2 separate regions of the Homo sapiens genome follow, and region 1 is linked to region 2. Evidence: chromatin contacts called from ENCODE Hi-C or POLR2A ChIA-PET data. All regions are on one chromosome and are shown on one strand. Each heading gives the region's core, a stretch centred on a gene start or an enhancer-like site at or near the end of the contact. The rest is flanking DNA. Distances are from core to core; before and after follow the strand shown. Region 1 holds the start of TMEM214 (transmembrane protein 214). Region 2 holds the start of GTF3C2 (general transcription factor IIIC subunit 2).

What was found. A loop is a pair of places that touch in the nucleus more often than their neighbours do. ChIA-PET counts read pairs that join two places held with the same protein, here RNA polymerase II (POLR2A). Pooled maps may share reads with other maps.
Region 1: a loop to region 2 is called in a pooled map, with 13 times the contacts of the local background. The contact joins the promoter of TMEM214 here to the promoter of GTF3C2 in region 2. A Hi-C loop is called at or near these places in 4 of 37 single-sample maps with no recorded cell type and 12 of 50 pooled maps. POLR2A ChIA-PET finds 5 or more read pairs at or near these places in 5 of 52 experiments (Caco-2, PC-9, activated T-cell and 1 more).

The regions. Positions count from the first base shown.
Region 1 is chr2:27,030,154-27,035,393 of GRCh38, forward strand. It overlaps TMEM214 (transmembrane protein 214), which reads left to right and starts at 2,812. Exons shown (of 17, transcript NM_017727.5): 1 at 2,812-3,013; 2 at 3,914-4,113; 3 at 4,982-5,132. The coding sequence starts at 2,863. RefSeq lists an enhancer at 2,435-2,724.
Region 2 is chr2:27,354,322-27,359,657 of GRCh38, forward strand. GTF3C2 (general transcription factor IIIC subunit 2) reads right to left here and starts at 2,443. Exons shown (of 19, transcript NM_001035521.3): 1 at 2,418-2,443. GTF3C2-AS2 (GTF3C2 antisense RNA 2) reads left to right here and starts at 2,444. Exons shown (of 4, transcript NR_183827.1): 1 at 2,444-2,535; 2 at 3,487-3,581; 3 at 4,564-5,139. RefSeq lists enhancers at 1,837-2,450, 1,964-2,243, 2,294-2,633, 2,451-3,064, 2,644-2,773 and 1 more.

The DNA.
Region 1 (5,240 bases), core at 1,562-4,061, 320 kb before region 2:
CACCTAAACCAATGATCTGCAAAATGAATTGATTAATGATCAGTTCAAATATGGTCCTTGGCAAAGGCACTGTATCTCAGAGCTACCGGATGCAAAGTCAGCCATGGTCAGGCCTAAGGGGGCTGGAGGACAGGTAGAAGGAGGCAGCAAGATATGCTCATCTCCCACCCCCTGCCTTCCCCTACCAACACTTCACACAGCCACATTTACCCTTCCAAAAGAGTGGATTATGCCACCCTCTCACTGGTCTCCCAGGGCCTGAAGGATAAAGTCCAGATTTGGCAGGCAAGTTCCTTGGCATATGGGCTCAGATCCCTTTCCAAACTCATAAGAGGCTATTGTTGCATTGCTATAAAGAAACATCTAGACTGGGTAATTTATAAGAAAAGAAGTTTAATTGGCTCACAGTTCTGCAGACTGTATAGGAAGCATAATGCTGACATCTGCTTCTAGGGAAGCCTCAGGAAGCTTACAATCATGGCGGAAGGCAAAGGGGGAGCAGGCACATCACATGGTAAAAGCAGGAGCGAGCAAGCGAGCGAGAGAGAGAGGTGGTGGGGAGGTGCCACACACTTTTAAATGACCAGATCTCATGAGAACTGGGATCCACCATGAGGGATCCACCACCATGATCCAAACACTTCCCACCAGGCCCAACTGCCAGCGCTGGGGATTACAATTCAACATGAGACTTGGGCAGGGACAAAAATCCAAACTATATCAAACCTCATCACCTCCAAAGTCCCATCAAGCACTGTCCCATTGAACTGCTTCCAGTTTACCACCCTCTAGGCCTTTGTTTTACATCAACAGATCCACACAACTGGCATTTTCTCTCCACCCACCCTAACCCTCAGCCAGTGAACATTCAATTTTGTTTTTTGTTGTTGTTGTTGTTTTGGGTTTTTTGAGACGGAGTTTAGCTCTTGTTGCCCAGGTTGGAGTGCAGTGGCACAATCTCGGCTCACTGCAACCTCCGCCTCCAAGGTTCAAGCGATTCTCCTGCCTCAGCCTCCCAAGTAGCTGAGATTATAGGCCTGCGCCATCATACCTGGCTACTTTTTTGTATTTAGTAGAGATGGGGTTTCACCATGTTGGCCTGACTGGTTTCGAACTCCTGACCTCAGGTGATACCCACCTCGGCCTCCCGAAGTGCTGGGATTACAGGCGTGAGCCACGGCGCCCGGGGAACCAATGAAAATGCTATTTCTCAGAACCTATCTCAGCTGCCGTCTCCTTCGGGAAGCTAAACTCCTTCCTAAGGAATGCATCGCTCCCTCAGCTGTTCATCCTGTAGGAATTTGGACTCTCTTAGTTCTTATCATAATACCTCAGTATGGCAGGTAGGAATCTCATCCTCACACACAGTTGTACATGAAATAGCACATTTCCTTAATTGTGATAAGTCACTTTGATTTTATCTTCCCTCATTCTCCTCTGCTGGCATGCTTCAAGGTTCTGAAGGCTCCCAGGATACTAACACCCTCCACGTGGATGTCTGAGCAGGAACCTGTCTGCAGATGCCTCAAGTCTGGGGCTCTCCATCGCTTCCCTGACACATCTGGAACTTGGGATTGACTCTTATGGTGGGAGGCAGAGCCTGTTCTTTCTCATTGCCTGGAAGGGGAAACCCGGCCCTGGCTGTCCCAGACCCCCAGACTTTTCTCAGCCTCCCATGAGAAGAACTCAGAGGCCAGGAGCGGTGGCTCACTCCTGTAATCCCAGCACTTTGGGAGGCTGAAGAGGGTGGATCACTGAGCCCAGGAGTTTGAGATCAGCCTGGGCAACACAGCAAAACCCAGTCTCTACAAAAAATACCAAAGATTAGCCGGGGGTGGTGGTGGGTCAGGTGATCCGTGGTGGGGGATCACCTGAGCCCTAGAAGTTGAGGCTGCAGTGAGTCGTGATCGCGCCACTGAACTCCAGCCTGGGCGACAAAGCAAGATCCTGTCTCAAAAAAAAAAAAAAAAATTATTCTCCATTCTCCACCTCCTACCCCAGCTCCCCAACACTCTGCCCTTTCCTCAAGCCCCCATCCTCTTCCTTGTTCTTTGGCAATAGATTTGTATAGCCCATTAAACCCGAGGTTTAATCACTAGCAACAGTAAAGCCAGCACTTTCCTAGAAGGAAGGAAGCATTTAATCTTCAATCTCTCCCTAGATATGAGGAGCACTACTTCCCTTCCATCCTTCCAGCTCTACGAGAAAGGAAAGAAAAACAGTGGCCGGGCGCCGTGGCTCACGCCTGTAATCCCAGCACTTTGGGAGGCTGAGGGGTGGGGGTGGGGTGGGTCACTTTAGGTCAGGAGTTCGAGACCAGCCTAGCCAACATGGCGAAACCCCGTCTCTACTAAAAATACAAAAATTAGCTGGGCTTGGCAGCGGGAGCCTGTAGTCCCTGCTACTCGGGACGCTGAGGCACGAGAGTCGCTTGAACCTGGGTGGCGGAAGTTACAGTGAGCTGAGATCGCGCTACTGCACTCCAGTCTGGGCGACAGAGCGCGGCCCTGGCAATCAATCAATCAATTGATCAATAAAGGAAAGAAAAACAGAAACAGTTCTACCAAGTCTCTCAATGCCGTGGCCTTCACATCGACGCTCAATGAACGTTCTCAGAAGGGAATCTCCTCTCCTCCCGGCCTCTTCGCCTGGGCGGGGGCCGCAGGCTGCCGCGGAAGCCTCTTCCCGATGCTCTTCGCTCAGGAGAGCCCGGCCCAGGAGAGGGACTACAAGTCCCAGGCTGCCTTGCGGCGGGCGCCGGGCGCCGGGCGCGCGGTCCTGCGAGGAGACGTGGCAGAGTGCGGCGCGCTCGCGCCGGACCGGAAAGCCGGGGAAGTGGCCGAGGAGGGAGGGCTGCGAGCCATGGCGACCAAGACGGCGGGCGTGGGGCGGTGGGAGGTAGTGAAGAAGGGTCGGCGGCCTGGGGTCGGCGCCGGCGCCGGCGGCCGAGGAGGCGGCAGGAACCGCAGGGCGCTCGGGGAAGCAAACGGAGTGTGGAAATACGACCTGACCCGTGAGTACCCGCCCTGCCCCGCCGCCTACCCCAGGCCTGTCCGGCAGGGTCGCAGCGAGCGGCTCCCAGAACCTGGGCGCGAGCTCGCAGGCACATCCCCGAGCGCCACGCTTGCGTTGTCTCTTTGGAGCCTCACGGGAGGCAGACAGCTCCAGGGAAGGTTGCGGTCCTCACCTCCCAGATGAGTAAACTGAGGCCCAGTGAAGTTGGATACCTTGGCCAGGGTCATGTGTCAGAGGGGCTAGGATTCCGGTCCTCAGACTCTCAGTTCACTGCACACACTCTCCCAGCTGCCCAGGGCCCTAGCTGGTCTCTCTGGGCAGGTGTCTGAGCTTTGAAGAGGTACTGTGGATCATTATACACGGTGCCCCCTCTTTAAGTAACCAGCAGGTCATGGAGGAAGGGACAGGAGGCCCAGCAGTGGGAGAAATGACCGCCACACACTCAACACTCACCAGGAATTATAAGTGACACCTGGTTCTTCCACTGAGGAGTGGAGAAAGATTGCCACTTGTTGATTATAGAGTTGTCATGTCGGAACCAAGAGGCGTTAGGGTAGGACCAAGATGGAAAAAGCTTGTCTTCCCAGACTAGTAGCCACTCACTGAATAAGGCAAACCTCTATATCCAACCTCTCTGCTTGTTCCTACATACTCTGATTTGTCTAATGAAGAACTGCCCCATCTTTATGAAAGAGCCCATAGACTCAAGAGCTGTAATGAAAGAAGCTACCAGGAGAACAGCCTGCCCTGCTCCTTAAGCAGTCCAAGAGGAAGGGGCTTTGAGACAGGCTCTTCCCTGGAGATGAATTAGGTGGCAGTGTGGGGAAAGGGACCACTGATAGGTGAGGCCTTGGGGACTCAAGGGTGGCCTGCCTTTCTCTACCTATCTTCACCCCAGCTGCAATCCAGACCACAAGCACCCTTTATGAGCGGGGCTTTGAGAATATCATGAAGCGGCAGAATAAGGAGCAGGTCCCACCCCCTGCTGTGGAACCTAAGAAACCAGGGAACAAGAAGCAGCCAAAGAAGGTGGCAACTCCTCCCAACCAAAACCAGAAGCAGGGCCGCTTCCGCAGCCTGGAGGAAGCACTGAAAGCTGTGAGTGTGCCTAGACATGAGACGCAGAAAGAATGGGGGCTTGAGATTTAGAGAAGATGAGAGGAGGGGGAGGTGGATGGGCAGCTGAGATCCTATGGGATTTGAAACACTTTAAGGGTTGAGAGGAGTTCAGGAAAAGATGGAAACCCCAGGGGAACAGAATGCCTGCACTTAGAATAGAAAGGAAATGGAAAATTTATAGGGAAACATGGATTGGTAAGAGGAAAGCCTTGAAGACCCAGGAACACCAGGGAGGAGATGGAGAAACTGGTTATGATTCTCTGTCCTATGGAAATACTGATCTTTCATTTTCTGTCTTGTCCTCTGTTTTCCTCTTTTTTTTTTTTTTTTTTTGAGTTAGAGTCTCCCTCTGTCGCCCAGGCTGGTGTGCAGTGGTGTGATCTCAGCTCACTGCAACCTCTGTCTCCTGCCTCAGCCTCCCAAGCAGCTGGGATTACAGGCGTCTGCCACCACGCCTGGCTAATTTTTGTATTTTTAGTAGAGATGGGGTTTCACTACGTTGGCCAGGCTGGTCTTGAACTCCTGACCTCAGGTGATCCGCCCACCTTGGCCTCCCAAAGTGCTGGGATTACAGGCGTGAGCCACCGCGCCTGGCCCTCTGTTTTCCTCTTGAACATGTGGAGGGCCTGAGAGGATAGGGCCTGAGATCAGCATTTTCAGCTGTCCTGTTCCATTCTTAAAGATGTAGGTACAGCAGAATTGCAGCATTCCATGTTCTTATGCTTAAAAATGGAATCCCTTCTTCCTACTGCCACCTAGTTCAACCATTTTCCCACCCCTACCCCATTTCTTTACTCCCTCACTCACAACTCGCCATGGTGGGGGGTTGGGGGATTGTCCCTGGCAGCTGGATGTGGCAGACCTGCAGAAGGAACTGGACAAGAGCCAGAGTGTGTTCTCTGGAAACCCATCCATATGGTTGAAGGACCTGGCCAGCTATCTCAACTACAAGCTACAAGCTCCTCTAAGTGAACCCACGCTGAGCCAGCATACTCATGGTAAGTCCTTCCAGCTTCCTCAAGCTCAGACAAGTTCAAATAAATTCAAAAAGGGTGGTATAACAGATCCCAGTGCCCCACACTGTCCTGATTTCCATGGGTGATTTG
Region 2 (5,336 bases), core at 1,193-3,692:
TTCAACTCAACTAGTGGAAGCAGACTGACCACGTCTACAGGAGAAAAACCTTCAAGCTTCAAGCATTTAGAGAGGAAATAAGAGTATGTCAGTTAACATAAGGAGCTAAATGGAAATCAGTTAAGAGAGCTTCTATACAAGTCTTAAGGATTTTCTAGGCCAAGTGCTGTGACTCACGCCTGTAATCCCAGCACTTTGGGAGGCCAAGGCAGATGGATCACTTGAGGTCAGGAGACTAGCCTGGCCAACATGGTGAAACCCCATCTCTACTAAAAATATAAAAATTAGCCCGGCGTGGTGGCAGGCGCCTGTAATCCCATCTACTCGGGAGGCTGAGACAGGAGAATCACTTGAACCCAAGAGGCAGAGGGAGAGGTTGCAGTGAGCCGATATCACGCCACTGCACTCCAGCCTGAGTGACAGAGGAAGATTCCGGTTTTTTTTAAAGGATTTTCTACATCAGTATACATATATTTATCTCATTCTTCCTAATTGCTGCATGGCATTCCATAGAATTAGTTATTTAGACAATCTTCATTTAATGAACAAATGAGTTAAAATACTATTTCAAAAAATACTGCAATAAATATTCTAGTACAAATCTCTTCATTAATTCATCAATAAATTATTTTTCTCGAATAATCATCTGAACATGGAATTACTGTACTACACTGAAGAACATGCACATTTCAAAATTTGATACTACCAAACGGCTCACCAAAATTAAAACTATTTATGTATATTAGTACCCATTTTATCATACCGTTACTGATCTTTTTAATTTTCGCCAATCTGATAGGTGAAAGAATTCTTCCCCACTCTATTTATTTGCACTGATAATAATTGGTGTCAGCAACTTCTTTCTATATATTGGACATCCATATGACTTTTATGAATTGCCTGTACATATAATTTGCCTGGCCGGGCACGGTGGCTCACGCCTGTAATCCCAGCACTTTAGGAGGCCGAGGTGGGCGGATAACGAGGTCACAAGTTCGAGACCAGCCTGACCAACATGGTAAAACCCCGTCTCTACTAAAAATACAAAAGTAGCCGGGCATGGTGGCACGCGCCTGTAATTCCAGCTACTCAGGAGGCTGAGGCAGGAGAATCGCTTGAACCCGGGAGGCGGAGGTTGCAGTGAGCCGAGATCACGCCACTGCACTCCAGCCTGGGCAACAAGAACAAAACTCCGTATCAAAAAAAAAAAAAATACACTTCTCATGGAAGGCAGCAGCAGGATGTAATGGTACAAATTCTGGATACACAGTAAAGGAATAGATGATCAGTAAATTCGTACTGAGTTTCTAAAACCTTCCATTGCACCCCAATCTGTCTGGTTCCCATGCTGCTCCAGGATGCCAGCTTGACCTCCCCAGCCAAGAAAAAATAATGACACAACACTGCACCTTAAGTATGAAATTACTTTGAATACACTGCTTAGCTTAATATATTGTTTCCTAAAGTGTTCCTAGGGTACAACTGGCGGTATGCAAGATGATTTTAATGGTACGAAAACGAACATTTTAATGACTAGTGCTTTTATTTCAACTTACATAAACAATTATAAGTAGCCCATGAAACCCACGGTTTCATTTATATTGCTTAGGTCGAGACTAATGCATTTAAACTTTTTAAGTAAGTCAATTTAAAGAGAACTATTCAGAAAACAATAGTACAATTGATAAGAGATTGCAAAAATAGTGATGGCACGGGATTGACTTAAAATTGTATATGCCTCTGGAACAAAGAGGTTTGTCCATACCCTATACATCCCTCCAACAAAGTGAGTTGCCTCCGACGGAGTTGAAGTCGCCACCTCTGACTTCCCCAACAGGCAGCCAACTTGCCACGGGACAAAAGGACTAGACAGGGAAACACAACTGGCCCTTGGTTACGCCAATGGCGTTGCAGCGCGCGGGGCACAACCCTCGGGGTTAAAGAGCCTCCTCGAGGAAGAGGCTGGGACACAGCTGAAAGAGATTGACCCACAACCACTCTAGGGGCCATCACCTGCCCTTCTTCAGTCCTGGGCGTGAAGGTAGATTTCTCCCCTAGCCTGTGCGGGAGAGGAGCCCTGGTTTTTCTAACAAGGACTACTGTAGGTTCGCCGAGTTCGAGGGACGCTACGTATGCAGCGCCTACGCCCGGACACAGGCTTCCGCGTTACCGACACCGCGTGGGGGAGGAGGGCAAGACCCGAGGCTTGCAGAGATGGGGGGTGCACGGTGGCCACAGTAGGGAAGGTGCGGAGCATGATGGTGCTCTGTAGGAGCGCAGACGCTGAAAGGCGCGCTGCTGTGGCTGGGAGAAGAGCGGAGCCAGGAGTTTGTTCCCAATATCTTAGTGCTATGGCAAAAGAAGGGGGAGGAGTAATTGTGGGGCCCCCCACACACCCGCTGCGGCGATACACTCACCCTCGCCAAAGTCCTTCCGGAAGTCTAAGTTCGAAGATGGCGCCGCCTGTCTGGTCGCGGTCTTATGACGAAATCTTGTTAGCTGCTCTTCACTGACGCCCCCACCCCAGTGCACAAGGTAAACACGTGTGCTTGGTCCGGAGTCGGTGCCGGGCTAGTTTTCTCTTAGACTCTGTATTCCATAATGCAGCGCGGCCAGAGTCACCGAGCCCTCCGAAGCCAGCCGAGTTCCAGGGCGTCTTCAGCGGCGCCAGGGACGCTGCAGGGCCTCATGGGAGTTGCAGTGTCAAAAAGGGGAGATCGACGCCTGCGCGGCCAACGGGATCCCACGCGGCCTCGACGGGAGCCGGGAGTAGGCGGACTCCCAGGCCGGGCTCGCGCTCTGGATCCCTGAATCCGGCCTTTCCGGCCGGACTGCCGCGCCTGTGGCCGGAAGAGCCAGCTAGACCAGAGAGTCTGTACCTGCAACCCTGGCGGCGTCCGAGCCCAAGGCGGAGTCTGGGAGACAAAGAAGTCCTCGCCGCCGGCCGCTGGAGGATTCTGCCAGTAGTGAAGTCAGGGATGGGCCCGAGAGAGCTTGGAAAGAGGACAAGGAAGGGAAGGAGTAGGAGTAGAAAAGCATGACTTTGGCTGGGTATGGTAGCTCCTGTCTGTAATCCCAGCACTTTGGGAGGCCAAGGCGGGGGAGGATCACTTGAGCCCAGGAATTCGATACCAGCCTGGGCAACATAGTGAGACCCCGTTTTTATTTTTATTTTTATTTTTTCCTGAGATGGAGTCTTGCTCTGTCCCCAGGCTGGAGTGCAGTGGCGCGATCTCGGCTCACTGCAAACTCCGCCTCCCGGGTTCAAGCAATTGTCCTGCCTCAGCCTCCCGAGTAGCTGAGATTACAGGCGCCCGCCACCAAGCCCGGATAATTTTTGTCTTTTTAGTAGAGAAGGGGTTTCACTATGTTGGCCAGGCTGGTCTCGAACTCCTGACCTTGTGATACGCCTGCCTCAGCCTCCCAAAGTGCTGGGATTACAGGCATGAGCCACCGCGCCCGGCCTAATTTTTTAATTTTTTCTAGAGATGGGGTCTCGTTATGTTGACCAGGCTGGTCTTGAACACCTGACCTGAAGTGATCCTCTTGCCTCAGCCTCCCATAGTGCTGCGATCACAGGTGTAAGTCACTGAGTTTGGCCATTATTCCATTTCTGTACACAAAAACCTTTCTCATTCTGTGCTATAACTAGTTAGCATTTAATTGGGTGGATGTGGTATAACTAGTGCCTTGTTGATATTGATGCATATTTACATGGTTTTGCTGTTATAAACAATGGTCCCTTGCTATTATAAATCACACTGCTATAAGTAACCTTGCATCTAAATTACTTCAAATGTGTAACTATATGGGTAGGATAATTTCTAGAAGTGGAATTGTGAACCAAAGTTTTAGGTGCATTTGTAATTTTGATTTATAACCAATCTTTTCACTGATCTACTTCTCTGCCTCTAATTTCTACTAGGTGTTTGTTTGTTTGTTTGTTTGTTTTGAGACAGGGTCTTGCTCTGTCACCCAGGCTGGAGGACAGTGGTGCAATCACGGCTCACTGCAGCCTCAACCTGCCACCTCAGCCTCCTGAATAGTTGGGGTGTGTGGCAGGTGTATACCACCACTTCCAGGTTTTTTTGTTGTTGTTGTTTAATAGAGATGAGGTCTTGCTATATTGCCCAGGCAGGTCTCACACTACTGAGCGCAAGCGATCCTCCTGCCTATGCCTCCCAAAGTGCTGGGATTACAGGTGTGAGTTGCCATGCCTGGCCCGGTTATCTTTCTAAAGCATAAAGCAACCCTGTTGATCCTCTGCTTAATTTTGATGATTAAGTAGTATGTTCAAAATATAGAAATCCATGTATTGATAATGATCTTTTAAAAAAAGTAAAAGCCAAAATATCAGCTACTCATCCTACACCATTGAAAGTAGTGACCATTAAACTGCTCTACCTCTACCTCCACCTCTCTACCTCTCTACCTCTCTACCTCTACCTCTACCCACGGTCTCCCTCTCTTTCCATGGTCTCCCTCTCATGTGGAGCCGAAGCTGGACTGTACTGCTGCCATCTCGGCTCACTGCAACCTCCCTGCCTGATTCTCCTGCCTCAGCCTGCCGAGTGCCTGCGATTGCAGGCACGCGCTGCCACGCCTGACTGGTTTTGGTGGAGACGGGGTTTCGCTGTGTTGGCCGGGCCGGTCTCCAGCCCCTAACCGCGAGTGATCCGCCAGCCTCGGCCTCCCGAGGTGCCGGGATTGCAGACGGAGTCTCGTTCACTCAGTGCTCAATGGTGCCCAGGCTGGAGTGCAGTGGCGTGATCTCGGCTCGCTACAACCTACACCTCCCAGCCGCCTGCCTTGGCCTCCCAAAGTGCCGAGATTGCAGCCTCTGCCCAGCCGCCACCCCGTCTGGGAAGTGAGGAGTGTCTCTGCCTGGCCGCCCATCGTCTGGGATGTGAGGAGCCCCTCTGCCTGGCTGCCCAGTCTGGAAAGTGAGGAGCGTCTCCGCCCGGCCGCCATCCCATCTAGGAAGTGAGGAGTGCCTCTTCCCAGCCGCCATCACATCTAGGAAGTGAGGAGCGTCTCTGCCCGGCCGCCCATCGTCTGAGATGTGGGGAGCGCCTCTGCCCCGCCGCCCCATCTGGGATGTGAGGAGCGCCTCTGCCCGGCCGCGACCCCGTCTGGGAGGTGAGGAGCGTCTCTGCCCGGCCGCCCCGTCTGAGAAGTGAGGAGCCACCCCATCTGGGAAGTGAGGAGCATCTCCGCCCGGCAGCCACCCCGTCCGGGAGGGAGGTGGGGGGTCAGCCCCCCGCCCGGCCAGCCGCCCCGTCCGGGAGGGAGGTGGGGGGGTCAGCCCCCTGCCCGGCCAGCCGCCCCGTCCGGGA